Regions from separate parts of the Homo sapiens genome. Here region 2 is linked to region 1. Evidence: read pairs that join two places in POLR2A ChIA-PET (ENCODE). Cell type or tissue: IMR-90. All regions are shown on one strand. Each heading gives the region's core, and the rest is flanking DNA. Links, peaks and the distances in the headings are about the cores only.

Region 1 (16,442 bases), core at 6,142-10,141:
ATACCAAATCAGAATTTGCCAATAAGCTCCCTAGATGATTGGTATATACAAGTAAGTTCGAGAAACACCTCTGCCCAATTGTTCTTTGAAAGGTCTTACCTTTGTAATGCTCCCTCCCCTACCCACACCAATTATAGGGTCCTACATATAGCTCTTATTTAATAACAGTGTGTTGAATAAGACTTGAGTGCTTAGTGTCACTTATAAAATACTTGATGTCGGCCAGGCGCAGTGGCTCACACCTGTAATCTCAGCACTTTGGAAGGCAGAGGCGGGCAGATCACGAGGTCAGGAGTTTGAGAACAGCCTGGCCAACATGGTGAGACTACATCTCTACTAAAAATATAAAAAATAGCTGGGCATGGTGGTGGATGCCTGTAATCCCAGCTACTCTGGAGGCTGAAGCAGGAGGATCGTTTGAACCTGGGAGGCAGAGGTTGCAGTGAGCCAAGATCATGCCATTGCACTCCAGCCTGGGTGACAGGGCGAGACTCCATCTCAAAAAAAAAAAAAAAAAAGAAAAAAAAACTTGATGTCTGGCTATAATAATGCCCTCCTTATAATCCTTGTTTTGAGTTTGATGCTTTATCTTGGCTTCTTTTATTACTTGTATTACTTGAGTATATAATATGACTTTTTGATAGACATTCCTTATGCCAAATTCTGCAGAACAGCAAAAGCGGTTTTAGTGTATAATTAGCATTATGACACTTCATTTAACCAAATATTATTCCTTCTTCCTGTTCTACTAAATGTTATTTTTCATGACTTATGTGAAATGCAATGAACAAAACCTCATCATATCTGGGTTAACATTGTATAATAAGGCATTGGGGATTGTGAGAAGTCTAAGAGGAAGGAGAGAACCACTAATTTCTAATTTATTTCAAGAATAAATCCACACTAATTCAGCACAGATGAGAATTAAGGCTTGAGAAAATATAATTCACTAACATGAGAAAAAGAATCAACTGTCTCTCAATGGCTTATTACTTAATGCCACAGTATTTTAGGATTACACATCTATTCATAAGCATTATTTTCAACAATCTTTGGAGATTTATTGAACCCAACCATAACATTACTGTGAGATATTTATGAAGGAAGTCTTATCTTCCATTTTAAAATCAAACAATAGATAATCTAATAAGCTTGTTCAGGGTCATTTCAAATAGAGGATATAAGGCATAAAACTCAGACCTCCCAGGAATGATAACACTCACATTTTGGGGATGTTACAGGGATGGTGAGTTAATATTTTTAAAGTGTGTAGGACACTGTCAGTATTTGATAGCTTTATATAAGTGTTTATTTAGTGAATAGCTAGGTAGGTGGTAGGTAGATACAGGCAGATAAATCCGACATCTAGGTGATGAACTTTCAAGTAACAAAATGTGACTTCTATGTGTCTTGCCAGCCTATTATTTAAGGCTTCTGAACACAGTGACATAACATAGTGTCATGAAGAAAACACAGGAAATGATAATCGTCTCTTCTAACCCTGACCCACACCCTCATGTTTCTTCAGCAGGCATTCCTCCTACAGAAGGAAGAAATATTAACTTGACAGACACTCAGCAGTGGTTTCAATCTAAGAAAAAGAGAGGACCTCACAGTAGTTGGCCTCAGTTAAAATGTATGCATATTACCTAGAACCAGGCTCAGCAGTTTTCTCTTATTTGCTAGAATAGGTGACATCTTGAGCCCTGAAATATGATGGAGGAAGGTACATTTTCATGAGTAAATAACAACAAGCTCCAGGTGGTAGGTCTCCTTGGATCCTAACGTGTATGCTTTAGATACAGAGGAAGCTGGGTAATGAGTAATCAGGGCTGTCGCCTAAGACAAGTTTCATCCACTTCACAATTTTCCTAAAATTGGCCCTGTTCCCAGCAGCCAAGGATATATCAGAAGTGTCTCCTAAGGCTAATAATTCTGTCATCTATGAGATGAAGAATATTTAGGCCAATGTGAAACTATGCCAAGTACTATTAAACTGCATCATTCCTACACCTCTAAGAAGTGTTGTTTTTTTTTTCCTTTTTTTCTCTTTTACTTCAAGTTCTGGGATACATGTGCAGAACGTGCAGGTGTGTTACGTAAGTATACATGTGCCGTGGTGGTTTGCTACACCTATCAACCTGTCATCTAGGTTTTAAGCCCCGCATACATTAGGTATTGGTCCTAATGCTCTCCCTCCCCTTCCCCACCCCACCACCCCGACACCCTGACAGGCCCCCCCCGCGGTATGATGTTCCCCACCCTGTGTCCATTTGTTGTCATTGTTCACCTCCTACTTATGAGACACGCAGTGTTTAGTTTTCTGTTCCATGTTAGTTTGCTGAGAATGATGGAGAAGCACACTTTATCTCACATTTTAACAGGATTATGCCAAATCATAGTTCCATTTAGTCTCATAATATTAATTTTCTACCTTTCCAGAAATGCTTAGAACATAATTCACTGTTTTTATCTCTAATTGTTTACTACTAAAAATTTGTATAGCAATCTTGCTTCTTTTGTTTGTCCTTACTTAAAATCATTTTTCCTACTTCATTAACATTATTAATTTTAAGATTTAGGTATATACTTTATAATGTTTTGATGCTTTAAATTCTATCACGTTGGTTCCCAAGAATAAGATTGTTGGCTTAAAAGTATATTTAAAGTTGTATAGATATTTCCAGATTGCTTTCCCAAAATAAGGCCATAATATTTCACATTTCCACAAGCAATGTATGAGAGTTTTCTTTCTCAGAATCCTCACCATCAATAGGTGATATCACTAATTTTAGGTTTTGCCAATCTCATGAATATAAAGTAATACACTATATTTTAAATTATCTTTCCTTAAGTTTTTATGAGGTTCAGCATCTATTCTTCATTTTGTCATTTAAATTTGCTTTTCTATGAACTGTGTATTCATATATACATAGTATTAAGTTTTACAAATAAAATTATTTTAAATGTATTTAGTCAATAATATATTTTCAACTGATGTGAAAATCAAAATTTTTATTAAAAATAGACATTTTGTGTCATTTTTTAATCTGATGAGATAAATATCCAATACTGAAGACATGTGATAATGTCTAATACTGAAGACACATAGGGTATCAGCACTGTTGGTGGAAGCAAAAACAGAAACCATCTTTTTGTAGAGAAATTGGCAGAGACTGGCTGAGTGTGGTGGCTCATGCCCATAATTCCAGCACTTTGGGAGGCCAAGGCGAGTGGATTACTTAAGTTTAAGAGTTCGAGACCAGCCTGGCCAACATGGTGAAACCCCATCTCCACTAAAAATACAAAAATTAGCTGGGTGTGGTGGAAGGCACCTGTAATCCCAGCTACTCAGAAGACTGAGGCAGGAGAATCGCTTGAACCTGGGATCACGCCACTGCCCTCCAACCTGGGCAACAGAGCAAGACTCCATCTCGAAAAAAACAAAAAAAGAAAAAAGTTGGCAGGCAGGCCCACAGTTTTAATATTTTTACCCATTGATGCAATAATTTTGTATTATAACTCAAATCTCTAAAATATGATATAAATGAATATCACAGCAAAGTTGTATTTTATAGCAACAAGTTGAAAAAACCTAATTATTAAGAAGGAATTTGTTTAAAAATATGGTGTATGCATACAATAATATGCTAAAAAGAATGAAGCATGCATTTTCTATACACTTGCAGGAAATCTGTATGATATTCTGGTTAAAAGCTCAGGTTTGATGATAAACTGACCCTTGGGTCAAGCGTCAACTCCACCATTTATGACATGAACTGCTTTGGATATATGACTGCCTAAACCTCAATTCATCTTTGAAATAGAAATATCTACCTTATGGACTAGAAGTGAGAAATAGATTAGTTAATACATATAAAGTGCATAGAACAATGCATTTAATTAATATAGTAGTCCCCCTTATCTGCAGGAGATATGTTTCAAGACCTCCCCCCTCAAGTGGATGCCTGAAACTATGGATAGTACAAAACACTATAAAATACTATTTTTTTCCTATATATACATATCTTTGATAAAGCTGAATTTATAAATTAGGCACATTAAGAGATTAATGACAATAACTAATAATAAAATAGAATAATTATAACAATATACTAGCATCACTACTCTTGCCCTTTGGGGCCATTAAGTAAAATAAGGATGACTTGAGTAAAGCACTGAGACGAAAGTCGATCTGATAAATAAGAAGGCTACCAAGTGACTCAAAGGGTAGGGGGCATCTACAGCATGGAGATGTTAGACAAAGGGACGATTCATGTCCTGGGGCAGAACAGAGTTAGACAGCTTGAGATTTCTTCATGCTACTCAGAATGATGCACAATTAAAGCTTACAAATTATTTATTTCAGAGTTTTCAATTTAATATTTTTGGACTGCAGTTGACTACGGGTAACTGGAACCACGGAAAGTGAAACCATGGATAAGGGAGGAATACTGTACTCAATAAAGGCTAGCTTAAAACTATTGATTTAAAAATGTATTAATTGTTTAAAATTGTTAATATGGCAAGTCTTTTATCATGTACTGTTTGTAAAGAGGCAGGAGGTAAAAGAGTAGAACATAAATGTGTGTGTCTATCGTGTGTGTGTGTCTGTGTGTGCATGTGTGATGCTTAAAAAGATTCCTGGAAATATGCACAACATTGTTAACCATGTTATCTCTGGAATTTGGAGTAATTTTCACTTTTATTTTTGTATTTGCCAGTATTTGATTGACTATTCCACCATAAACATGTAACATCTTTATAAACAGGAAGACTATGCATCAAGGTAAGGAACATCATTCTCTAAAACATAAATTGTCTTTTACACACTGTATCTTTCAAAGCACTATAAAATGCCAAAAAAAATTAGACAGATATGAAAATGTATATAAAATTAACCTGGACATTGATCATTTTAAAATTCAAAATGTCTGATATAAGACAGAGTGCCTTAAAAATACTCAATGTGACAAGACAAGATAATAGGATTTCTTTCCGTAAGACAAGAAATAAAAATCGATTTTATCATGTGGTAATCATGTCATGTACGATTATAAAGTAGAAATTTCAGGTACCACACAAAATAAATTGCTGCTGATTAACCTTAATATGCTATCTCTCCTGAAAGTGGACAAATAATGAACAGAAATATTTGAGCAAACACACCAATGAAAATGTAAACCCTCATTATTCCTGATACATTTGCTATCTGGATGAGTTTTCAGATAGCTGTGGAACGTGCCTGCCATTCCAGCATTCCCAGCATTTCTAATATGACACAAATAACAATTTTCCAGAAGAAAGTTCATCAGTTTTATACTACAACTATGAATTTGAAATTTCACTCTATACTTCCATAGAACAACAGGTAAAGTCCTCAATCTTAAAACAGCCTCACTTATTGAAATAAGAGATTTGTTTCTTATGGGAAATTTCTTGTGCAGCTGATGAGAAATGACTTAACCTTTTCAGATAGAATTTTGATAACACAAATGAAGAGCTTTAGAAATGATTCTCACCCTTTATTCCAATAACTTTAATTTCAGAAATCTATGCTAAAAATAATTAGGAATGTGGACAAAGATTTACATATAATAATGTTATGATTGCATTATTTACAACAGCAAAACAGTGGGAAATATAATTATCTAATGATGTTGGAAAAATTAGGTAAATTAGGTTAAGGAAGTATTAAATAAATTTATATAATATAACTTTATACAGCCATTGAAATAATGTTTACAAAGTTTTTATGGTATGTGTTTCTGATAATAATAAAGCTAAAAATGGTTTATTATTATTAGCTATTAAACTAATAGCTAAGAAAGCAAGCTAGAAAACTGCATAAAATGTATAAAAGCTTATAAAGAAACATCCAACATTAATTATCTTTGTTGGTGGTTTACAGGTAATCCCTCTCATTCATTAGTGTACTTCTTTTTGCACTTTCCAAATGGAATGGACCTTAAAGGTCATTTAATCCAAAAATATCCATTTTATGCAAATGAAAAGCATCTGGAGAAATTAAGCAATTTAGACATGGTTTCACATAGACAATGCAACCTAGGCCAATGTTTTTTCCACAGTATCATCTTGCTTCTGTTTGGGGCCTATAATTATTATGTGCAATAAAACGTGTTCATATTTTTGCCTTGATCCTACTCTCTTCCAGAAAGTTCGGTGTGTCCAAAGACAGTCTAAATTCAGCTGCTTGTGCTATCATTTTAAAATGAGATCATTGGCTTTGACTGTAAAGAAGCTAACATGTACAAATACTTTGCAAGTCAACTCATAATTAATGGGTTCAGCGTCTGCGCAAATTCAGTGTGGGGCTTCTTACCAAAGTGAAAGGTTGATTCAGGGTCCTGGCAAGGCAAATGAGGAATTGTTTGGCTACTAACTACTTAAATAGGAAATACACAGAAGTTCTTTGTGCTTCTGTAAGAAAAGCTGAAAAACCATAATAAAAAAGTAACTAGCACAGTCATTCTCAACACGTGGTCCCAGGACCAGCATATTACCATTACCTGGAAACTTGTTAGAAATCCAAATTTTTAACCTGCCTCTCCATTCTTACTGAATCAGATCTACTGTGAGTAGGGCCCAGCAATCTGCAGTCTGCAACTTAACAAGCCTTCCAGAGAACACTGACGCATGCCAAATTTGAAAATCACCATCCTAGCAAATCAGTAGGTACCATGGTAGAGCTTTGCCAAAACTATGTTTTCAGGCAAACATCCAGACAGGGATTCCATTTAGCTTCTGATAATTATAAAATATAGAGCTAGTCAGGTCCCCGAGAGTCGCCTCTGCTCTCCTCATCCCTTAATCGCTTGTTTAGTGACTCTGATAAGGAGGTGGAATGTTAAACAAGATTTTTTAAATTCCAAGAGTTCCCCACTCTAAATGGAACATTTTGTTGTATAAATGGTGAGACTCACATGTGACTTTCCTACTTTTCCTTCGAGAAAGAGCTGAAACTCATTATTATTATTATTATTATTATTATTATTATTATTACTAAAGGTTATAATTAACTTGTTGGTGGAATTCTTTCTTTGGCAACAGAGATGTCACTGGTTTGATGAAATCTGAAAGAATGTTACAAAGAGACTTCACTAGGGGTAGGGGGATGTGAGTTCTGTTCCTCAGTTGGTTGAGCTGAGACACAGCCCTGAGCACATTTCATTTTGCTGTACCATAGAGCTGTTTCTTATGAAGATCACTAATTTTTTTTCCAAAAGTCCAAAGAAGAAAATGGCACTTGAATATCTGAAGGAGAGATTCAGCTATTTTATTAGTGTATTTGTGGGTTTGTTTTTTCAATTGCATATACATTTAATTGTGTATCTACTAGGTATATGCACGACATTGTTTTATGCAGAATACCATATAAATAGATGAATGAAATACTCCCTGCTTCACAAGAAGTTTATAATACAAAAGGGGAGATAAGATGAACACATAAAAATTATCAAAAAGTATGACACAAATCATACCCTAGGCATCAGAGATATATGAATAATGTGTGATGAGGTCTAAGGAAATTTGTTCACCATTTCTAGCTTGAGAAGAATTGAGGGGGGATTTCATACATTCATTTGAACTTTAAGAAATGACAGAGCCAGGCGAGATGGTTCACGTCTGTAATCCCAGCACTTTGAGATGCTGAGGCGGGACAATTGCTTGAGCCCAGTAGTTCGACACCAGTCTGGGTAACATAGTGAGATTCCCCTCTCTACAAAAAAAAAAAAAAATAAGAAAAATTAGCTGGGCTTGGTGGCACGCTCCTGTAGTGCTGGCTACTCAGGGATTGAGGTGGGAGGATCCATTGAGGCCAGGATGTCAAGGCTGCAGTGAGCCATGGTTGCACCACTGCACTCCAGCCTGGGCAACAAAGCCAGATTGTCTCAAAAAAAAAAAAAAAAAAAAAAAGAACTGACAGGAGGGAGCTCTAGGAAACAAAAACCTCAACATCAATGCAAGGCAGAAAGCTTTGAAATGTGATCAGGCAAAGGTGAGCAGGCCAATTACTATGGTTATCCTCCCTAGCCATGTATTAGTATCACCTGGGAAACTTTTTTTTTTTTTTTTTTAAATAATGATGTCCTGGTCTGTCTCCCTCCCCCAAAATTCTGATTTAATTTTCTGGAGTGTCACCTGGGCATTGGCTTTTTAAATTTTTAAGTTCCTTAAGTAATTGGAATGTGCGGACAGGCCTGAGAACCATGGCTATAGCAGGGATGTGGAAGTGTCTGACCCCATGGCAGGGGAAGTATTGAATGCCTAATTAAGAAATATGTGTTCTGTTTAGCAGAAAACAATAGGGGAGTGTTTAATAGCCACTATGATAGCACAAGGATGAGGCAAAGCAGCTGTAGGGAAAGGGGAGCCATGGCAGAGCAGATGCACATTTTACAGGGCTTGGTGACAGATGTGTGTTGTGATTTCAGGAAAGAGAAACTGAAACTGTAAGGAAGCAGGTAGACCCCTGAACAGGCCAGTTTCTCTTGAAAACTTGAGATTCCAGTTCACCTAAGTAAGCAAGTCCTCTGTTTTTGTTTTTTTGTTTGTTTTTTTGACAGTTATACCACTGTCATTTGCTCAATGGAAATATAAAGTTGGCATCACTGAAATTAACAAGTTTTTAAGAAAGAAATGATCGCTCAGAGCTTAAGGAAGACTGCCTAAATCATAGTGATCTCCTAACGGGGACGGGGGATGTGATGATGAGCTTTAGAGCTGAGAGAGTGAGGGAATATGGAACTAGCAACAGAAACATGTCAGGCAAGAATGATAGATACTGCCGGGATAGCACTATCAGTTGTGTTTTATACATGTTGAGGCGGTAGGACACACAAATCAAAACATCTATCAGGTACCTGGACAATCTTGACTCTCCAAATTCTGCCCATAGGAGACAAATTAGATAGGATTCAACCTTATCTAGAGGTTATATCTCCTGAGGGGGATATTGCATTTGCAGAGTACAAAAAATTCTTGACGGGAGTATCAAGAAAAGGAAAAAAATGACTGGGGATAAATATCTTGGAGAATGTCCATATTTGGAGAAAGAACACAAAGAAGGAGGGGTTGAAAGATGGGAGATGCAGGTTAAGGCATCATTCAGGAGGTTAAGAGGGAAAAGGGTTTGGAAGAACACTCCCAACCCATACCACGAGCAAGGTGTTTATTCCACTACGGCTCATGCATTTCATCGAGTTTGGGAAACACTGCTAGAGTAAGAAAAAAGAAACTGAGAAATTACCTCAGTGAATTCACATCAATGCTTAATTCATTATTTAAATAGAATTTATATAACTTTTGAGAAACACTGATATTCTACTCACGCCCAAATCTATTCTAATACCAAAAATATTGCAGTTTAATAGTGACTGAATTTCCTAACAAAAAGGAGTTTCTTGGTAAATTGTGAAGGCACAATTTTAGGAGATAGGTGGGGGTGAAAGTCATTATAGACAGTTAATTGGGGAGAGATTGCTAAGAAAAAATTTCTACTTTTTCTTAAGGCTTTATTACCCAAATGGTAGTTTGTAAGTCCACCAAGAGACAGTGTAAGAGGGAAGCAACTTCAGCTAAAAAAGATGAAAGACCTTCAGGGGAAAATGTTAATTATTTTGGGAAACATCAAGTCTAAAAAGGAAGTGAGTTGGGAGGTTTCAACAATATTTATAATATTGAGAGTAGAAAGTAAAAGTTGTACAATCATTAAAAGAGTCTGGGAACTATAGTTAGAAGCTCCCAAACGCCTCCCAAATTGAGAAAAATGTCAAAAATACTTCAAACAGCTAAACTGGATAATGCATTGGCGTAGCAAACACCCTGTACCTGGAGTCTCCAAACTCCCTTTTTAGTTAATCCACAAACTGTCGTTTGAAAGCTCCCGTATGAAGGAGTTTGTTTATCTTTCCTGGAGTCTTTCCTCAATCTAAATGTAATTCGGATATTATGTGTTTTTACAAATTAAATCTGCCATTCAAAGCACAGTTTAGGCAAAACCAAACAAAAATGTCTAATTTCTTTTCAAAAAATAGTCTTTTTTCCATTTTAAAGACATACAAAAAGAACAATGACCTGAAGTAAATTACTTATCAAATTTTCAATGCTGCATTTTTCCTTAAAAATAAAAGAAAGTACATCTAACAAGACAGTTCAGAGAAAGTATCTTCAAAGTTATATTTAAACATTTCCCAGCTTTAGACAATTTAAATACCCAGTCTGGTTTCTATGAAACTTAAAAAGATCAAACAATTAGAAGGAAGCTAGGCTTGAAGGGGCAATGCTAGGGACTTTGGTAAACATCTGGTTGCCATTTTCAGTTGTAAGAGCTAACCCATTTAAGGAAGCAGTTTAGTTTCTTTGGAGTAAAAACGAGACACTGGCTTTTTGTTCTCTGTGCACAGCGAAGGGTAAAGAAAACATCAGAATGGGGAGGTCACTCTAAGCTCAACTTTTATAAATAAGAAAATTTTTTTCAAAAATTAAAGTAAATTGAACTGAAGTCCCTGTAGTCTAAACAACTCAACTGAGTTAAGGTTAAATAAACATTCCTTGAGCTCCAGTGAGCCAATTAAAGAACGAATTCTGTTTGGTCGTAAATACATCAGTAAATCTATAAGCACTGAGGAAAATAACAATAAACCTGAGCATACAATTACTGTGTGTCATAACCCAGTAAAATAGAATAGTGCAGTCTTACATGTTTCTTTGATTCAATTCCTTTTTTCCCCCCAGTTTGATTAACTAAATAAAGTACAGAAGCACTTCTGATACCGTCCAAAGCCTATTACTTGCATAATGAAAAACGTATGTCAAACGTGTTCTAGGCAAAACACCGGCAAGGCAAAACACACAGTGCCTTTTAAATGTGACCTTTACTCTTTTGTCTTCCTGCTAAATAGTCATAGAGCATATTAAACTCAGGAAAGCAGTAGGGTGCTGGTGTGGGGCTAGAGGGGGGAAAGAAATGAGAAGAGAAGTTCATTAGGCTCTCAAGTCTTAAATTACCAGCAGAAGCATCTGCTATAAATGTGCACTATTAGTCCAAGAGGGCCACCTCCAGATTTGCTCCACACTGGTGTTTCTCACCTCTTCCTTGACTGCTATTTCTCTCTTCTGCCCGTGCAACACCAGACAAAGCAAAGACTAAAGAAAATGAATCCCTGCAATGATAGAGATTCACATTTTTGTCTTGTTTTCTCTCATTCTGTGTGTTTGAGTCTTATATTGTACCACAGAACTGTAGAGTTGTAAAAAAGCTTTGGTGGTTATTTCACTCATTCTGCTACATAATACAGCAACCCAGAGTTGCTTCTGTTGCAACCAAACTTCCTACTTTTTGTTCTGGGCTGTTCTATTGCTGGACAACTCTGATAGATAAAATGTCCTTCCATAAACTGGTCCTAGTGATGCCCTCTTGAGTTACTAAAAATAAATCTTGCATTCAAGCACCTTGTTAAACAATGGGAATACAAAAATATTGGTTCAACTACTACAGGGCCTCCCAGAAATATTCTCTTCAGTTGAACAATCTGTTTTCTCATTCCTGCTACAGTTCTGGCTTCTGCTGCAACTGTAGAAATAAACCCTCTTGAAGTATACGTAAATAATTCTGACAAAATGATAAAATATACTCTGTGTCAGAGTCTTTTGAACTACATATTACTGAGACTTGACCCCAGGAGCAGGTTAAAAACTTTGAAAAATATGTATCTTTTTTTTTTTGGCCACTTACTATCCTATGAAGTAAAACAATGATTTACTGAATAGCATCTGGATGATAGGAAAGATAATAATTTGATGGTGTCTTTTTTTTCTAGAGAAGTACGTTATTAAAATTCTGGATCATAATATATGTTTTTTCAAAGCAAAGAACTGGAAGACCAATAAAACTTACATTACACTAAGAAATAAACTACAGAGCATAATATAGAGGATGCAGATAGGACCTAAGTGATATGACGCGGTTTTTGACTGTCCTCCTTCTTGCTTTGTATGTTTGCGAGTAGCAAAAGCTGTATACTTACTTTTACCAGAGAGCATCCTTAGGCAACACTGTGTCACACTGCTTTATAGGCTATTGAACCTTCAGTAAATCAATTATCACCTCTCAGCAGATGACCCACAAACCTACATCTCCTGACCTGGCATTTCTGCTTGCTTGAGTTTCTGCTGAATACATCCCTATGAAAATTCACAGCACCTATAACTGAATATGTATAGAAAGAAACTCATCCAACCTGTCCCAAAATCAATAGGTCAAGTAACCTGGCAAATGTAACAGGAGAGCCTTGAAAGCAAGGCAAGAGTAAAATTCTTAAAAATGGACACAAGTACTCAAAAGCCCCAGCAGTATAGAATCATTTGATGTATAAACTATCAGCCCTATGTAATACTATATTTATGGTTTCATTATCTTTGGTGTAAGAGTGGACTTAAGTCTAAATAGAATATCAGTGTTCCTCTAAAGTCAAATAAAATAAAAGTTTTATGAACTAAGTTTAATATGAGTTTCCTGAGTGAATTTGCTGTTTAAGGAGCCCAAATATTGATGTACTATTTTATCTTCCTTTGTTCATGTATTTAATAAATATTTATCATATGCCCCTATGTGGAAGGTGTGGTTATAAATGATAAGCATAAAAGACATGGTCCCTGACCTTAGGAAGCTTACAGATTTTTTTTTTAATGTGAGATTTTTCCAAGGGAATAATCCAGGAGAGTATGTCAGAATTTCAGGAGGATTTACAACCCAGACCTTCTAATGAGAACATATAAGTCGAGAAGGCTAAATTGAAAAACACCTATCAAGTTCATTTTACCCATAATAACATCCAACAGCAGCACTCTTACACTACTGCATATTTTAAATACACCTCCCTACAGGGGAAATGTCATATTCTCCTTTCTGTAACTACTTCTTGACAGCAGTAACAATATTATCTCCCGTTTATGGGGTGATTACTATGTACCATTCTTAAAACAACCTCAAAAGGATCAACTTGTAGATGAGAATACCAAGACTTTCAGAGGATAAGTTACTTGCCCAGGGTTATGTAACCATTAAAAGGTAACACTAAGGACTCCAACCTAGGTTCTGTCTTACTTCAATGCTTATACTTTTTAATTTCCAAAGCCTACTACCTCCCCAAGAAAGTTATTATTGTGGTTAAGCTCGTCTTACTTATGGGCAATTTAAAGCTCGACTTCCTTATAGCTTCTTTTTTATTACAAATAAAAAGAAAAATGTGAAATATGTTTTCCATTACAAAGGTTAAGATTGATCTGTCGTGGATGTTTCTTTTCTATACAAACTACAGAAACAGCTTTTGGCAAGTAGCCACTATAAATAACCTTCAAAATTATACTAAATATCAAGTGATATACTGATGTTGGACATTCTTTAAAGTGCAAGTGAATGTAAATAAAACATAGGAAGATAGAAATCTATTAAATTATAAACAAGGAAGGAAATAGATCTTCCTTTTTATATTTTCCACAACATTAAGTAGTGATCTGTATCTCTTGCTCTATTAACTATATCTTTTAATAGTATTTCCCAAGAACACATGTGGGTAAATAAGAGTGTCCTTATTAGGAGTTGAAAAGCTGTGAAGCAGCATCATTTAAATACTACTCTCCAGAACACACTGTATCAAGTTTAATTTCAATACAAATTCCAATAAATACTATTTATTGTAGTATTAACTCTAGCCCCTTATGGAAATGTCTTTGCTATATCATGCTGTAATGTTATACTCTCAACTCATATTAGAATGTTGCTATATGAACCAAGATATGACATCTACTTTATTTCCAATACAAATGTTGCTCTGGCTTTTGACCCATTGCATAACTTACTGTTGTTTACTCAATACTCCCTTTGAAAAAATTGTTTTAAATTTCTCATTTGAGCATGTGGGAAGTTAGGGGGATGAATCATAATGGTTCCTTCTTCCTGAGAGTAAAACTTCTATTATTTCTCTCATTGTTCTAGGTGCTTGGAGGCTCACAGACAAAACTAAGCCTAAATTATAGTAGCTAAGTGGAATAACCAGTTTGGTGCTTAATTTTATATGTACATTTTATTAATTTTGTTATTATATATTTTATTGTAAACCTTCAAATCCTTTTTGAATAAGATTTGGTGTAAGTTAAAAAATGAAACATCTCAGTCCTAGAGTTGAATCATCAACTTGGTATGACATCAAGTTACATAGGCTTATTCTGGATACAGGAGCCAGGAAACTTTTTTCTGTAAAGGACCTAATAATAAAAATTTTAGGCTTTAAAAGCCATACAGACTCTGTTGCAATTAATCAACTCTGCCTTTGTAAAACAAATGCTGCCAAAGGCAATACAAAAGCAGAGGAGAGTGGCAGTGTTCTAATAAAACTTTATTTACAAAAACAGGCGGTGGGCCAGATTTAGCCAGTGGACTATAGTTTGCCAGCCCTTGGCAAGGATATCTATATGGTCTTTTACTTTCTGTGTTTCTTCAAAAAACATTCTATGTTAAACCCTCAAGTTATAAAAACAAGAGCAATTTTAAACTGCAAGACTGACTTTAATTCTGTAGCTTGCTTGCAGGTTTGCATTTTGTTTTTCACATGGATTATAATATACATAATTTGTTTATTTGTATATCCTTTTCAATACAATATGTGTTCAGAAATTGACAGAAAATTGCCAAATATCCACTACTCTTCAAGTATACATAAATGATTCTGATCCAATGATAAAATCTACTCTAAGTCAGAGTCCTTGATGACATACTACTTGGATTTTACCACTGGAGTAGGATTAAAACTTTCCTTTTTAGGCCACTGTGCACTGAAGCATTGATTTACTAAACAGCACTTACATGATAGGAAACAAAATAATTGAATGGTGCTTCTATCTTTTCCTTTAGAGAAGGAATTCTCCTTTAGAGAATTATATGTTCTCACAAATGCAGGGGCATAAGATATATTTTTCCAAAGCAAGGGATGGGAGAACCATAATAGTGCATATGTTTACTCTGCTAAGTTCTGTAGGCCTAAATCTGTAAAGACAATTGTTCTCATACTGTTCTCAAAATCAGTTTAAAGATGAAATGCTGTTTGTAAATATCTATGCAGTTAAATCATAGGCAATGTAATAGCATAATAGCAAGCAGACTGTTGCATTGTTTTATTCCCAAAATTAACTCTAAAAATTGTTACTCTTTGAACCAATAATATGTCCCTCAGAACAGTGCTTCCCAAACTGGGCTACACATAAGAATTACTTGTGGCTGTTTTTAACATGTAAAATCCTGGGTCGCTTTCTCTGGCTACTGCATGAGATAAAACACTGACTGGACTTTACTTTGTCTCCTTCTAGAACTCTGATAAGTTTGGACAAAGTGATTCAATCCCCACCACATACTACTCTGAAGTTAAGAACAATTAATGCCTTTAACAGATAAAAGAACTAGGGCTCAGAGAACTTAACTTGCGTAAGTCATATGTTCATAGCCCTAAAATCTCTCCCAATAGAGACATCAACTTCTCTTATGTCACTAGAAAGGAATTAACCAGTGGGTGGGGTGACATAACACCCATATTCTAATGTAGGACTCGAAACTGCCTACTTCTTCCTTTTCAATAAGTGTCTAGTATATAAGTCATAGGAAAACTAAATCAAATACAAAACTCAAAGTTACTCTACCAGTAAATATTATATTTAATAGTGGAGTATTTCCTATCTGGCTTATGACCATTTTAGTTTTGCTGATTTTTATCCTATTATGTTACTCAAAAGGTTAAAAAAGAATGACTCCAAGCTGGAAAGGGGCCATGTGTCCTTCAAAGGATGGTGCAAAGTGAGTGACTTTAATTCTGTAGTTTGATTGCAGGTTTGCATTTTGTTTTTCGTGTGGATTATAACGTGCATAATTTGAAAGTGCAATATGTATTCAGAAATTGACAGAAAATTGCTAAATATGTACTACTCTTCAAGTATACATAAATAATTCGGATCCAATGATAGAATCTACTCTAAGTAGATTTTAGAGGAGAATGGGATGGATCAGGAAAGGACAGGAAAGCAGGTGAAATAGGTGAAATAGAGAAAATACCTTCTATATTTATTGTCCTAGGATGAAAAATACATTTTATCAAAGTGTCAAAACTGCACCTGGGTACTCAGTAACATTTGTGAGAGTATCTGTTTTGTTTTTAATGTAATATTTTCAAATTGCAGGTTAGTAAACAGCAGAAAATGCTGTGGTAAAAGGAAGTGGAGTAGGGTTCTGGATTATTCTAAATTGTTTCCTCTTCCCCCAGGCTGCTCAACTTGGGAAGGTTTCATTTAAATATTCCCACTATAGTTTCATATTCTCTGTTGATATACACATGGTAAAAATAACCATGAGATGAATATGTGAAACTAAAGCA
Region 2 (16,442 bases), core at 5,394-9,393, 76 kb before region 1:
ATGCAATTGGATATTTGCTTATTACTCAGCCTGAAAGGATGTAATCATCGTCCTATTCATGTTGTAAAATCACATTTCTTTAACAGTAACTCCTTGAAGGCATGAAAATGAAATATATTTCCTTAGCATAATGTTTTTCTTCTGTGACTTCTGAGTTTAAAGTAATGATTTCTCTGTGTGTGATTTGAACAAATATTCTTCATGTAGATAATCTGAGTAATCAAGCACATAGAAAAATTCTTATACCTTTCAAATATATCTGAAAAAATTTCTAGTAGAAGTTATTCAGAAGTTATTCTACTAGAAATTTCTACCAAAGCATCAGTTTGGAACAGTATGTTTTTTAAACAGATTGATGAGGCTATGGTACCTGGAACTGTTAGATTCCGGAAAACTAGAGACCAAATAAGAAGAAGCTGATGTAGAGGGGAAACATAGTGCATATGAATACGGATATATATGTAAATAAAGGGATGCTTGGAATTTCCTCTCCTGTTTGAAGTCCCTTTCTCTAAATTTTAAAGACTTGCTTCATCGAGCTTCTAAGAACTGCTTTTACAGGCTAGGAATAGGGAGTGAAAGGACAAATTGTTTTGAGACAAAGAAGACAGAGTGATGTGTATAGGAATGCTCTGTGTCAGCCAGTGACGCAATGAGAGAATGACCGCCCTATAGGCAGACGCTCCATAGAGATCTAACAAAAGCAATGAAATACGTCTTTATGTTGCAGAAGGTAGAGAATACAAAATATATCTGAAGAGTCCTGGGAGAGAATCCATTTCTGCTGCCTCAGTAGCACTCAGAGAAATAAAACACAAATTTTCAGTTCTATATCATAATATCAGGTCATTTAGATAATTTAAAGGAATTCCAGTTAACAGCAGATTTGAGGCTCAGGTTGTAATCAAATAGAAGTAACACAAAAGATTCATGGGTACAGTAGTGCAGTCTTACATGTTAAGTATAAAATGCCAGCTCTAACTGTACAGTAATTTTAAAACTGGTATTGTGTAGTAAGTTTAAAACTATGTGTTGCAAAATCTTTTTTGTTGTTGTTGTTTTTCCAAGGAAAAAAGTTTAGGTCTTAATTTTTGGGCAATGGGACAGGGTGGTGTTTTTGAGCTTGTGGTGACTGGCTTAGACTAGAGTTTTATGGAAATCAGTCCAACATCCCTGACATATTTTGTATGATCTACACATAAGACAGTATAGCATGTTTATAAGTCATTTCTTCTAAGTCAGTATTCCATATTCCATAAAAATATCCTATATTTGTGTACTTTGCATATTTATACCACTCTCAAGTAAATTCCTTGAGGAGAAAGAGCTCTAGAAAATATCATTGAATTTCCTTATATGAAAAAAACATTACAAAATGTACATTTCTTCACTTAAATGTATACTCACAAGTTTATGACTAATAGGCTTAACTTTTCCATAGAAAAAAATTAAGATTATTATATTTTATGATATGAATTTGAGCTGGAAGAATGAATTTTCTTAACATATAGTCATCTGAGGGATATCATTCTTTAATAGCACTGCATATTAAATTTTACAAAGTGTTCTTAAGTGAAAAAACAATGTCCAGTGGCTGGCAAATGCTGAAATCATTCCAAATAATTGTGTGGCCTAGGTAATTTAAATTGTAGTGAGGAATTATCATCATTCGCAATCTACTTAAAAGCACAGCTTTCTTACTGTAAGTATGGGTTATAAAATAACTTTTTTAAAATAAATATGTTTAATCCAATGGGGGAAAAATGCTCCATGCTTTGCTAAGCATTTTTGCCTTTTTTCCTCTTGCCATTGGACAGCTCAGACTATTTGTACAATAGCAAAAAAGACCACTAGGGGGCAATACAGTAATTGTTTTGCTCCATCTCACTGCTATGTAGGCTTCCTTAGTGAAAAAAGATTGCTGTTTCTTCTAAATTTGAAACCACATTTTAATATATGGAAGGAAAAAGGCTGTATTTCATTTTAAACTTACAATGAATAAATCACATAAGACAAATGCAAGTCAGATTTTCTCCTGAAGGGAGCAAAAGCCTGTCTTCCTTCAGCAGACAAATCAGTTTTACCTAGTTGGCACATTTGAGGATATTTTATATTTAGAATTTGTCAGCCTTTGAGACAGATCTCAAGGAATAAAGGATATTGTTAATAAAAATCTCAAAAATGATATACATTTAATAAGTTTCAAAACGTACTGGTAAAAACTTACTTTTTTTCTATACCCAAAGTAAAAGTGTAAAAATCATTTAACTTCCCCACTGAGTAAATATTCTGTAATAAACTTAAGCATTAAAGCGATTAATTTTTGGAGACAATTACTGCCATTATTTTCACTGTTATTACTTTGCACCCACATACCACTTTGTAAAGGAGTTATTTTTATTACTAATTATTCTTTTCAGCAATTTGATGAGTGGAGTCTCTATTCTAATTCATTTCTCTCTCCCTGAATCGGCTGAATATTAGCTACTATGCCAGGCACTGAAGATTTGTTTCCTACATAAATAAAGAATAAGCAAACTCTCTTCTTTTAAGGATTTCAAAAAGATTTAGGCAAGTAGATTTTTCCTCTTGGTTTTTGTTCTCCTGTTTGCTGACTTCATGTGATTTTTTCCTTCCAATATATTTTCCTGTCATCAGAAGATATTTAACATTACCACAGTGATGAAAAAGTTAAGCCTTGTTGTTAAAGTCTTAGGGATAAAGATTTATAAAATTAAATTCAATAACTCTCTAGGTGTCTGTACAGAAATGAAAACATTTAGGAAGATTGCAGGGAGTTTTGCCTTAATTCATGGTCCATTTCCCAAAGATCCATCTTAACAATCCTTTCTTGCATGAGGGTAGTGAAGAAAGGGAATACAGCTGTTCTGTCTTCGAACATCTCTACGGCTTAGCTGGCTCATCTATTAAAGAAATAATAAGAAACTAAAAAATTAAGATGGTGCTGCTCTCTATGGACGCTTAAAGTGCTTTGAAAGATTGCTTACACTAGACCTCTTTTCCCAGGCTTGGTTTTTACTCTAAACACTTGTTTATTTTATAAACTTGTTATCGGCAAGGTGTAACAGAAATCAGAGTGACATTACTGTGCTGGGCAACGGCAGAAAGAGGAAGAGCCCGCAGAGATTAATTTTTAAGAGCTTCTGTGAAGTTCACGGGCAATACACTTCCAGGATCCAGTTCAGAGAAACAACACTTGCTCTTTTCAAGTCCATAACTGGGTCCCATCCTCATCCCAGCATATACCTTCCCTTGATGGCTCCAGGGAGAAGCAGGCTGTGAACAGGACAGGTGAAGGGGAGGAGCTGAGAAGGGAAACATACATTCTATCCTCCAAAGTACTATTGAGGAACTTTTCCATCTTTCAAGCATCCAGAAGGAGGGAAGAAGGAATGAACTTACCTCACCTGATTTCACACTGAAATCCCTGAGTATTAGCTTACCTCCATTTTTCTGGATATATAATTAACACTTGCCTACTGATTTTCTAGTATTAAAGGCAATAATAATTAGCAAATTTATTCATTAGTGTTAGGTTTTACCTTTACACTGTCATAATACATTATATATATATATGTAGGCATATATACACATATATGTGTATACCTATATAAAGCATTATATAGCATCTACCTATATAAAGCATTATGTTAGTTAATTATATTTGCATATGTCTATGCGTTCATTACCCTAGTTCAGAAGGGAAAATATGCCTGAATTAACAATGATGGAATATGTAAATCCATAATACTATCTTCTGTTGTAGAACCTGCTCTTAAATCATATTTTCCCCAAATGGCAGTTTTTAATAAGTTATTATTAATGAGGTACCTTTAATTAAAATAAGGATGATAGACAACGATTCACTGATAAACATTTTTGAGCATCTGCCATGCGCCAGGAACTCTGTGAGGCTCTGGAAATGCAAACACATTGCTTGCCTTTTTGAGGCTTAGAGTCATCTGCTTAAGTTATCATTTTGGCCAGATAAAGATGATCATCATTAATGAATAGTTTTCTTTACATTTAGGATAATCATCCAAGTTCAGCCTTCAGAATTAACGAATGTACAAAATGACTTGACAAATCTTTTAATAGAACCAAGTTGGGAATGAAGGAATGAATGAATGAGTGAATGAATTGCTTTTTAAAAAGACACAAAGTTGCTATAAAGAGTATTAGTGCAATCTAACATCAATGTGGGCTGATTACTTTGCAGTTATTATAAAAGTTTTTAAAGTAAGTCAGCTTTGGTCACAAGTTTATTCAATTACATGCTGGTTATTTATAATTTCTATTTATATAAAATCATACTTTAAAATGAACACCCTGATGCAATTTTAAAATTTAATTCAAGCAAAAGTAGGTTAAGTAATACGTCAACTCTTTTTACAAACTCTCAGGAGAAGACTTTTATTCACATTCTTTCTACAGCTGACATAAATCTCCCGGGCCTAGCGAAGGGCCAGATGCTCAGTCAAAAGCCTTTTACAAGGTCTGCTTCGTAGCCTGCAGTTTTGGACATAAAATGAAGATCAGGGGAAGAACACTTCCTAAGGTTGAAAAACCATACTGTCACTTTATACTTTCTTCCAAAGACATTACTCATTTTTACCTTGGGAATATATAAGCAATCTCACCCAACATTATCAAAGGCAGTGCATAAATATTGACGACAAATGAGGCTAACTTCATCCCTACAACTGTGTCATATTTCCAAAATGAATAAGGGATATATGCATCTTTTTAAAAGGAATCTTGTACATAACACCATTCCTCTCTTTGCCACAGTTCTCCTCTGCCCTCTGTGCACATTTGCTGATTGTATTGATGTGAGAGGGAACTGCAAGCACTGGAGATGGAAGAATGGTCCCCTGAAGGCCAGTGCAGCGGTGGTAGAGAGCTGGTGATTTAGAACTTACAAATCTGACTTGAAAAAAGGCTACGGTATCCCAGATTTCCCTATCTCTATCAAAGTGGCCCTTATCCAGAAATTCAGATTATGACATCTGTCTATTGCATTTACTGGAAAACAAATGATCATTTGTATAATATTTACCTATATCATGTATATATCATTGCAAAGTAGAGTGGCTGGCTTATAGCAGTTAGGGATAAAGTAGACTCAGGCAATTTCTTCATGCAGTTAAAATTTTTTTAATGACCTTTGATTCAATTCAATCGAAGAGACATTTATAGGGAGCTGATTATATGCAAGGAATCATCTTCATATAACTTTATATCTGATGTCAAATATGGAATAGCAACAAATCTAACATCTTCAAATATGGGATGGCTGATCAAACAATGAATTAATTTATGTCTTGACTGGACAAAATAAGGCTTTGGACAAGCTTTTCTGCCAGAAGTCACAAATCTCTTCAGCGATACATTTTCATAAAAATAGTCAAATATGGTCAGAAGTACAAAGAATCTTCAGACATCATAAAAAGTTACAGATATTACAGTTGCCTCTCTGTTGGGTAACTTATTTTGTGATTTACAACGGATGAAGGGATGACTTGTGACTTTTTGCTCTAAGAACCGAATTTAAATTTATGACATTTCTTGCAGTTAATCTTTATGACCTGTGTTTTAAGACAGACATAGATGCATTTAACCAAAAGTTATAGTTAGAATATTTGTGAAAGAATTTTACTCGTGAATTTATAGATACAAACTGAAGTTTTATAATTAAGAGCTTTTTAAGGGAAGACATTTTAAAATAAAATATTTCTTAAAATTAGATTTATTATACTCATCAAGTAAATGATATTGTCTTAACAGCAACAAATAGAGTTGATTTAAAATCAGATCAAATGGTATAGTAAGCAAATATTACATTTGCGAATTTTTCCCTTTCAAAACTTCCTCTGATTTTAGGTTTGAACATCCTTGGGAAACATCTAACACTAAAATTTTTAAATATTTTATTATGTAGAAGGGCATTAAAAATAGTTTACAAAGCTTCTATTTTCCATTATTCCTCAAATTTGCATTTCTTGATTTTTTTTACTCTCTCCAAAGCTTTAACAGATAAAGTATCTCAGCAGAAGACCTAATTGGAAATAAATGAGCTCATAGTTATATCTGTTATTGCCTTCATACCTTCTTTAGCTGCCAGAATGTTCTATAAATGTTCACTGATAACTAGTTTAGTGGGCTTGCCTCATCACACAGTACATAAATCACTACTGATTTAACTAAGTCATTTGGGCTTTGAATTCAGTACTCAGTACACACACACGTGCACATACACACACACACACAAAATTATGTTTTGTGGAATTTAAGGACAGTGTTTAATAACATGCTGGTATAGCGTGGGTAGTTTTTAAAGTGGGTTTGGTTTTGTCCTCCACATTAGCAGTGAGAAGTTTCTGTGTATTTTTTCACATCTAAAAATACCAGTAGAAAGCAGTATTTCTGAGGATGGTTAAGTAATTTAACAGATGAGTTATAATCTATTTGTTTTAACTGAAATAACAAGTACATCAGTTGAAGGGTAAATAAATATCCTCTTGTTTTCTGAAACTTATCTGTATCATCAAGCGTAACTTTGAACTAGTAAGGAAACAATCACTTTCTCCACATTGACCCAGGAAGCTGCACTACCTCCCTCTGAGGAGATAACAGTATTGTCCAGAATAATCAGGCAAGATCTTGAAAAGATAAATCCCAAGGAGAGGATGAAAATGACAAGAACTGCATGCTTTCCTATGCTACAACCGCAGCTTGCATCTGTCTCACAGAAAAGACAAAAATATGAATAAGAAAGGAGATAGTGAATGAAGCATGAAAATCTAAAGAAAACCAGATCACAAGGAGATTTCTTTTTTCATTTATTTTCAGGAAATACATAAATAAAAACTATCATAAAAATTAGCCTGTTATTTGTATCAGGGTAGGGGGAGCGGCACTTACATACAAAGAGGAAAAATACTTTAAAAATTATTTAAAATACCTAAGAGCTTCAGTTTCCTGTTAAGATGATTCACTAGCCCAGGTGAAATGAGAATGAAGCAAGAATTTGATAACAAAGAAAAATAACAAACACCTCTTTGAAAGGGAGTCTAGAGCTATTGTGAACTGGTCTGACCAGTGGTAGCCACGGTCAGGGATAAGTGGAGTTGGGGGAGGGGAGTTGTTGGAGGCTATTTGAGAGGACAGGCTGAAGGAAAATATTTTCGTTTTCCTCCTAACTCTCCCCTGTCTTCCTCTAGGGCAATTATTGGTTGTTCCTTCCTTGTTAAGGATGCTAAGCCCAGGCCCAGGATTCAGATTGCTAAATTTCTTGGGAGAAAGGAGGAAAAACTGTATGGAGTTACTGGTCACATGTGGCATTCACTCCTCCACCCTACTGTCTGTCAACCTTCAGCCTTGATGACATATAACGGAGGAAGATGTGCTTCCTCCCTGTGCTTTTATGCCTAAGAGAGTTTAGGGGGTGAAATTCTGACCAGGGAAGTTACCTGGCTACAAAGGGAAGTGACCAAAAGTGGTTTCTTCATGTTTGGAGCACATTCTGTCCCTTCTCCTTGGATTCACCTGAAAGGACTGACCTTCCCCAAACATCATACTAGCTGGAATAAATAATGTCTGCAGGAGGACTTAAGCTCAAAGGACAAAATAGAGAATGCACAAAAAATACAGCTACTTCAAAAGAAAGGCAACAAACTGAACAATATATATCATGCTACCAAAACTGATAGATGAGGAATTTAAAATAAGCATGCCAGCAATATACTCAAGGAAATAATGGAAGATAGTAGCAAAATAAAATGTGAAAAAGAAGTCATTAAAAAGAACAAAGAGGAAATATGGTAAAAAATATCAGAAGTAAATAAAAATATACATAGTTTTTAAGTGAAGGGGCATGAGCATTTAAGTTATACATGCAGCATTAAATAAATAACTGAAATACAAGAAACAACGGATGAGACAGCAACAAAGCTATAGCGTAAGAAGGATTTTGATATAATTTGGATATTTGCCCCCTCCAAATCTCATGTTGAAATATGATCCCCAATGTTGGAGGTGGGGCCTGCTGGGAGGTATTTGGGTTGCAGGTGTGGATCACTCATGAATGGCTTGGTGCCTTCCCTGTGGTGAGTTCTCCCTCTATTAGTTCACAGGAGAGCTTGGTTTAAGAGCCTGGCATCTCTCTTGCTCCCTCTCTCACTATGTGACATGCCTGCTCCCACTTTGCCTTCCACCATCAGTGGAAGCTTCTTGAGGCCTCACCAGAAGCCAAGCAGATGCTGGTTCCATACTTGTACAGCCTGCAGAACCATGAACTAAATAAACATTTTTCTTTATACATTTCCCAGCCTCACGTGTTCCTTTATAGCAATGCAAAAACGGACACAGATTGTACGATTCAAAAGATAAGATTGAAGAACTGTCTCAGAAAACAGAAATGCTTCCAGAAAGCAGATAAGAAAAGCCAAATAATATAAATAGAAATGGAAGGATCAAATCTGGTCAACAGGAGAAGGAAGAATAAAAACAGTGAGCAAAAATATTTCAAGAAATCATGAAAACAAATTTTTAGAATTAAAGATTAAGGACATCAGACTCAAATTGAAAACACTCAAATAATAAAAGAAATAAATCCAGGAGGGCATTGTAAACAATGTGGGGAAGTAAGGATGGTAAGTGTCTTGATAAAGTTTTGTTTTGTTTTTGAGGAAAAAAAAAACCAAAAAAGGGAACAAGTGATTATTTCAACTAAAACTAAAAATCTACATTGTGATAATGGGATTTGGGGACATGGTACAGAGACCAAAAGAGTCTTGAGAAGGCAAGGTTGGGAAGCAGATAGAGATATTGAAAAGTCTAAGAAATCATAGGAAAACATAAACAATGAGTGCATGTTTTAAATTAACAGTGACCACTGTATGTTATATAGGTAAAGAATGTACAACTTTTAAACTTACAGAAGAATATGTAAGCTTTTCAGTGAAAAAGCAAAGTTTAAGAGGAGAAAAAGAAAGCATACTAAATAAAAAAATAAGATGGCAGAAATAAATTCTAAAATTTGCTCATGCCTTCTTCTTGAGGTGGAAGATTTTCCAAAATTCAAAATTCAGTTTATGAAGGTAAATTCTGAAAAAAATCAAGTTCAGTCATTTTCTAATCTGTTCAAACTATGAGGGACCCTATGCATTCTTTCCATTTCTATTTCCTCTTTTTGGTATGCAGAACAATAAAATACTGTAAAATCAAAATTTCTTTCAAATTTATCAAACATATTGTCACTAGATCTCATTTTCAGCCAAGTTGACCTGAGCTACCTTTTATAACTTATTAAACTTTTTGGGATTATTATTGAGTTCTTCCCTGAAATCTTCCCTATTATCCTTTATGTCATAGCTTGCTATATTAGGCACACTTGAGAGCTTTATTTTTCACTCAGCAAATATTCCATATTGACTGGTGTGATGAACTAGCATTATGCTTCCTAAGGGTGAAGCAAAAAGCACAAAGGCAAAATTGTATTTTCATTTGTTGCCTTGACTATATTTTTCTTGAATAAGTGAAAAATTAAGAAAAACAGAGTATAGCTGTGAACTAGCTCTGTAATAAGTAGATCAAAGAATTGAACTATCATGATGAATTGAGAAAAAAGAATGTAGCCTTTGTGATCCCTAGTGAATTAAGCTGCTTCCAGTTCATTTTTAAACCTGCACCTATTAAGTGAAAATCTTTTCTTGCGGCAATAAAAAAGATGTGATCCTTGTTCAATGGGATTTGATAACCATAAAGGTGGGAAAATGGCAGCCCAACTCACTTTACTTTACTTCAGTGTACTTACGTGAAATAATAGCTTCAACCGAGAGCTTACCTTGACAGTGAAGCGTTTTTTCTTTGGTGGATTCCAAACTGTGCCCGTCGAATGAATGAATGCACGCAAAGGGGTTAAGGACGTCACCAACACATACGCTTTAAGAATCACAGATAGATCTTCGGCTCGAAAGATTGTTTCATGTGGAGCAAGGACTGTCGTTTCATTCCTAAAAAAAAAAAAAAACATAGTTAGCGCTCCATAATGTAGGGTTGAGTACATAATTTGTAAATTACCTACAAGCTTTGTAAACTGCTTCTATCCTTTGTAGGACGCCAGCCCTCAGTGTGTGGGTTTCCTTGAACAATTTCAGTTGCTTATTAGCATCACCACCAGGTGGTGGAGAGGTACAGCGAGAAGGAGTCAAATTGGTAATAGTTCCCCACTCTGGCAGATTTAATCAAAGTATTTTTAAAAAGTAAAAAAGGTGGCTGAGCGTAGTGACTTATGCCTATAATCCCAGCACTTTGGGAGGCCGAGACAGGCGGATCATGAGCTCAGGAGTTGGAGACCAGGCTGGCCAACAGGGTGAAACCCTGTCTCTACTAAAAATACAAAAATTAGCTGGGCATGGTGGCATGGGCCTGTAGTCCCAGCTACTTGGGAGGCTGAGGCAGGAGAATCACTTGAACCTGGGAGGCGCAGGTTGCACTGAGCTGAGATTGCATCATTGCACTTCAGCTTGGGCAACAGAGCAAGACTTTGTCTCAAATAAATAAATTAATTAATTTAATTAAATAAAAAGGTGGAAAGGTAGTATGTAGAATAAAGTTGAATTTAAAAAATAAATATATAAATTAGTTACAGTACCCGTGACCTCAGATGCATGATACCATTGCAACAAAAGTGATATAAATTACAGTTTGGGTGAAACTTTCTAAAAGCTTCTACCTCTGCCTACCTTTGCTCTATTTTTTCTTCTCTAGAAAAAAATGTTAAGTTTTTAAATAGTGGACAGGTCACCAAGAATATGCGAAAATACTTTCCCCACTAGTTCAATCTTACCTAATGTCCCTACTCCCAGATAATGAAGAGTTAACTTAAGGGATGAAATATTAAAAAATTAAAAAAATTAAAAAAACACCTCAGGCTACTAAGGAAAAGTAACACCAGTTTAATATTTTGTAATGAAACAAATATGCTTTCATCATAAATGATACCAAAATGTATAATTATTTGCTTTTCTACATCATATTTCTAAATGTTAAATATCTAAGTTTGATCAATGAAAGGACTGTGCTTTTATACATATATATTTATATATATATTTATATATATATTATTTATATATTTATATATATTTTTATATATTTTTATATATATATATTTATATATATTTTTATATATTTTTATATATATATATTTGAGACAAGGTCTTGCTGTCACTCAGGCTGGAGTGAAGTGGTGCAATCACAGCTCACTGCAGCCTCCACTTCGAGGGCTCAGTTGGTTCTCCTGCCTCAGCCTCTTGAGTAGCTGAGACCACAGGCATGCACCACTGTGCCTGGCTAATTTTTCTATTTTTTGTATAGATGGATTCTCACTATGTTGCTCAGGCTGGTCTTGAACTACTGGGCTTAAATAATCCTCCTGCCTTGACCTCCCAAAGCACTGGGATCCCAGGCATGAGCCACTGCACCTGGCCTACTTTAAACTTTAAAATTCTAGGTTGGCACAAGATGCATATGATTCTTCAATAAATACTATTAACTGTTTAAATACTACTTAATAATTATAAAATTAGATGAGGCAAACTTATTTGTGTCTTGGGTAAGATAATTAAAACCTCTTAATTTTTAACTATAATTTATCTACATTATAAAATCCTTTCCCTGGAGAAAACTTGGATAACTTGATACACAGCAGATGCTTTCTTAGATGCTAAGAGCCATAAAAAAAATAGCAGAAAAAAAATGCATCCAGCCATATTCATAGTCTAAGGCAAAGTCATTTGAGTATAAAATGGAAGTTAAAATTTTATAGTTTTGCATTGTCAAGGTTTTAAATTCAATTTCCTTTAATGTAACTTATTAGATAAGAGTCCAATTTACCCAAATGTTTATTTTCTGGCAGGACAGGTTTGAATTAATCTAGGAGAAAGTCAATGATGGCATTCTTTATTTAAAAAGGATAGCTGAAAATTTATGTAAGAGAAACTAATAATTCACACATGTGAACCCCCCATATCTGTTCTGTGCTTTTCTCTTGTTAGCTGTCTCCTACAATGCATGCTGGTTATAACAATTCAAAATGATTAGCTTACAGCTGTTCACGACTCCAGTCCCCTGGTTTCCACACACGTGGCTTCACTGTTTTTAAAAGGTGACTCGAAGTACTCGGCTTTAATTGCATTCCCTGATCCAGACACACAGAGGGACTCACTGGAAGTTGCAGTTCTGAAAAGATTCAAGAGAGCAGAAGACAGTCATTTTATTGTTTCTTTCTGGAACTGCTTTGAAAATAGAGTATGCTGTATTAAACTGCAGGGTACATGAGAAATATGCAACCATTTTTCTCCCCATTCTGAATCAAAAATGGATCCACTAAGTATGAATGCATATTTAGAGAGGCCTTTGTTTGCCATATGTTCTCTTACTACAGAGGAGGAAAACAACTGTAATAATTGATTTCATTTTCTTGCTCAGAAGGGGAGGTAGATACAATGTCTCTAACTGTCCAACATCAAGCTGATCTATCCTACAAAGCTAAGGGATGCATTCTCAATGAGGGGGTGGTGGCTGCAAGAGCAGACTTTTGTTTGTCATGAGAATATTACATAGAAAACTTGAGCTGATTTCCTGACAATACAATGCTGATATACTAAACTTTGTTATGCTTCCTGACCTTGGGAATCTCAACAACAGGGCTTTATTGTCTTATAAAATATTAATTATTGGATTTTAAGGTATATAAAAATAAAGAACAATAATAATGGTTTACTTAAGAACACTCATATGGACATGCTTAAAAATAAAGTTATTGCATATACATGATTACAAAAATCAAATATTACAGAAAGCAATCAAATGAGCAGAAAAAGCATCCTCCAATTCACTTCTATCTAGAACCTCTTCCCACCAAAAACCAATGCTTACGTATTAACTTGTAAGATCTGAATAAGCACATTGGGTCAGATGCATATATTTCTTCAATATAAAAGTTGATGTAATTAATATAAATATCAATGTATCTACATGAACCTATATATGTAGGTATTTCTGTTTGTTTTTTTAATTATCCCAAAGAGGTGTCATAATAATATATGTCTGGCTTATTTATACCTACTAACCCATCCTGGCATCCTTTCCATATCAGCATATTCAGAGTTATTTCATACATACCTCTTAATAGCTTAGGGTGCGTCATTAAATAAATAAATATACATTTGATTTAGCCATTCTTTATTGTTGTGTATTTACATTATTTTTGTAATGTTTTTCTTTTGCTATTTCAAAAGTACTGCAATGAATACTCTTATACATCTATTTTGGTGTACTTTTACAAGTTTGTCTAGTGGCGGATTTGTATTGGTATGTGTAATTGCCAGGTCAATGGTAAACGCACTGCAAATTTGTTAGACATGACCAGATTGCCTCCCAAAATGGTTGCTCCAATTTCCACTCTCTCCAACAGTATTTAGAAGTTGTTTTCTTAATCCCAGGTCACAGTGCTTTATTTTTTAATTATATAATTTATCTAGCTCTCAAAATAGAACAAAGCCTTTAAATTATTTTTCCCCTTTGTGCACATTTCATCAATACTAACATAGTCTAATTTAAAACACTTCACACTCTTAAGTAAAAGTCAGCAGAAGTCAAGCTGTTCAATGTATTCCCGTATCTCATTATTTAGCACAGTGTGATCTTCCTCCAAAAATGATAACTTACTTGTAAGTTTTCCCTTTTAATGAAGTTCTAATACATCATAATAAAGGAAATATTCAAATGGCTTTGGTTTTGGAGGTGATGAATGAACAGCCATTAAGTTAATTTTCTTTTCTTGGGAATCACAACTTTTAAAAAGTTGAAATGTTTATGTAAGCCTTTCAATTTGCAGTAATAAAATACGTGTTCTTAATTAAAATTTTACTAAATAGAGTTATGTTTTCAGAGTCTATTACTAGGACAAGTTTTGTTTCTCCAAAGAGCTGATTTGGAGGCTTCTTTTGTATAGTATGAGAAAAGTATAATTTACTCTGATTTCCCTCTTACCTTGCTGCCAAAAAGCACAGAATTGATTTCAAACCCAAGCACACTTGACATTAAAGAAGCTAGACATATTAAGTTTTGTGCCAAGATAGTATCTCAATGGTTTTGAGGAAGTTGTCAAAAAACATGTCAAAAGAATAAACAATTTTATGTCACTTTTTTCTGGTTTAGCTCAAGTGGAGCTATACATGAAACTGAAGGGGTCCAATACAGGAATTGCCAAGACTATGTCAGATTTCCACATGAATCTCTGAAACTGTGATCGGATAATGGAAATGAATACTGAGCAAAATAATGTTACCTTTATTTTTATATGTATACATATATCAATAAATTCTAGGCTTCCAATTATATTATTCCAGGCTTGGATGTTACTTTTTATTATTCTAAAAGAAAAAAAAAAACCTCTGTAATTAGCTGTCCCCTCTAAAATTATTCTCATTTAACTTGATTATAGCCACAACTTAGATATAAGCTTCATTTATATCTTTAAAAGCTGCAAATGCATTTTATGGAATTTTATAAATAATCGTGTAAACATTTCAGTGTCCTAGGCTATCATTTAACAGATAAAGGTATGTCTGGAGCACTATTTCTTGTATCTGTTGGCATAGCCTTCAAGGGCTCTCTCAACAGTCCAGTCTAATCCATTTATTAATCCATCCCCCTTCTCCATAGCCCAACCAACACACTCAAAGAGCCTAGAAATCTCCTACAAACAATGCTCAAACGACCTTCTGTTTTTGGAAGGGATTTGGGTGATGAGGCTGTATGACACAGTCTTCCAAATAGCCTAGTTCATTAACATATACTTGTTAAAAATGTTAAAGTAACTTAATATGGAATACCTAGGCATGACTCTTTAGGGCTTTCCTGCCCGCATAATATGCAAACTGAATGGAAAATAGATTAAAATGTGAAATACCATATGGTGGATAGTGCTGTACTTTTATTTATTGGCTACTCTTAGCTTATTTTAGAGAGCCCTGAAGCCTGTAACTTTATGATCAGTAAAGTTTACCCAGAATAAAAGTGAACAATTTGTTAGGGATGCATGAAGCCTGCTTTTCAATATCTTTTAATATCTGGTTGGCTAGATACTGAGCGCCTGCTTATGGGGAAAAAGCATTATGAAAATGATGATTAAACCAGAAACAGGAGACCTGGGCTTTCGTTTTGGTTCTTGTCTACCAACAATTAATAGGCTTGTGACATTGTTAGGAAGCCTTCTAAAATCCAGAATGTAAATCCCATGAATCTTCTGAACTTCCCATATCACTGAACACTATACTGACTAAAATAAGCACTCAAATAAGTGCTCAGGAAATATTTGAAATATTTGTTCTAACAATGAACTTGTTTTGGAGGTTTAAGCCAATCTATGGTTAGAGAACAAAATCATATTCCAATGAATTAAAAACATTTTATTCGATTACTTCTTTCCCTTCTATGTGACATATGAGTATATACACCACAGTCAAATATTAAACACTGAAAAAACACTTACACTGGCAAAGATTAGATGCCAAATTCATATTGCATTTGATTTAATGTTTTGCCTTACAACTAATAATTAATAGGGAAGTAATAATAAAAGTATAATTATATTTCACAGATGTTTGAATATTGTCTTGCATTTTGATATTAGAAAATTAGATTTAGCCAGCATTTTCTTATTTTAAAATTTTCAATAAAGATAAAGGCCTTACTTAATAATTCGCAATTAGTTTTGAGATTAGAAGTATAAATAAGTACCATTTATGAGTACATTAATTGTTCCTCCTGCCTGAGGGCATTGATAAGTCTTAGAACTTAGCCTACAGGTATAACAGCTCTGCAAATATAACATCAGAACTTTCACATATAGCAAATAGAAACTAATATATGCACAAACTGAAGTCACAGCCAGGAAATCACTCTATCAGTCAGGGCCCCAGAAGACAGCAGAGTCAAAGGAGTAACTGAACAGACTACCAACCATGAGACTATTAAAGAAGGGACTGTTAACAAACACATGGGTATAGTTCAGGAAAATCAACAAGGGGTAGAGGAGCTCCCCAGGGCCGACAAAATGGGAAGCTTTTACCACTCTTAGCCCAGGAAGGAGAAGTTTCCAGAACCAGGCAAAAGCATTGTTATAGGAAAGGCCATTAAGAAGACTATGGCTACAGGTAGAGGAACACAGCCACTTTCAAGCCAGGGTCCAGAGGGGAAGGAGCCTGGCAACAAATATTCCCAAATTATTTCCTCCTGTCCTCAATCTCTTGCTAGATGCCAGGGGACAAGGTTGCCCTGTGGATGCAGTCTGTGGAGGACGGCTCCCTGGAGATGGGTGTAGAGTGAATCTGAGGGGCAAATAGAGAATA

The links. ChIA-PET counts read pairs that join two places held together with the same protein. Peaks named below come from ENCODE experiments on the same cell type or tissue, not always from the same donor. Only the 100,000 strongest peaks of a DNase experiment are listed, where the experiment ranks them.
Region 2: POLR2A ChIA-PET joins it to region 1 with 9 read pairs; 2 of 35 experiments call an interaction of 5 or more read pairs at or near these places.

What each region holds. Positions count from the first base shown.
Region 1 is chr7:121,018,324-121,034,765 of GRCh38, reverse strand. All of the region lies in intron 3 of CPED1 (cadherin like and PC-esterase domain containing 1), which reads right to left. Among named protein-coding and RNA genes, the nearest start is that of CPED1, 38 kb to the right of the region's middle. In IMR-90, for the core only: no CTCF peak of the experiment used is centred there; no DNase peak of the experiment used is centred there; H3K27ac peaks cover 1,400 bases.
Region 2 is chr7:121,093,521-121,109,962 of GRCh38, reverse strand. It overlaps CPED1 (cadherin like and PC-esterase domain containing 1), which reads right to left. Exons shown (of 23, transcript NM_024913.5): 6 at 12,132-12,264; 7 at 9,869-10,037. Among named protein-coding and RNA genes, the nearest start is that of CPED1, 110 kb to the right of the region's middle. RefSeq lists a silencer at 1,889-1,938. In IMR-90, for the core only: no CTCF peak of the experiment used is centred there; no DNase peak of the experiment used is centred there.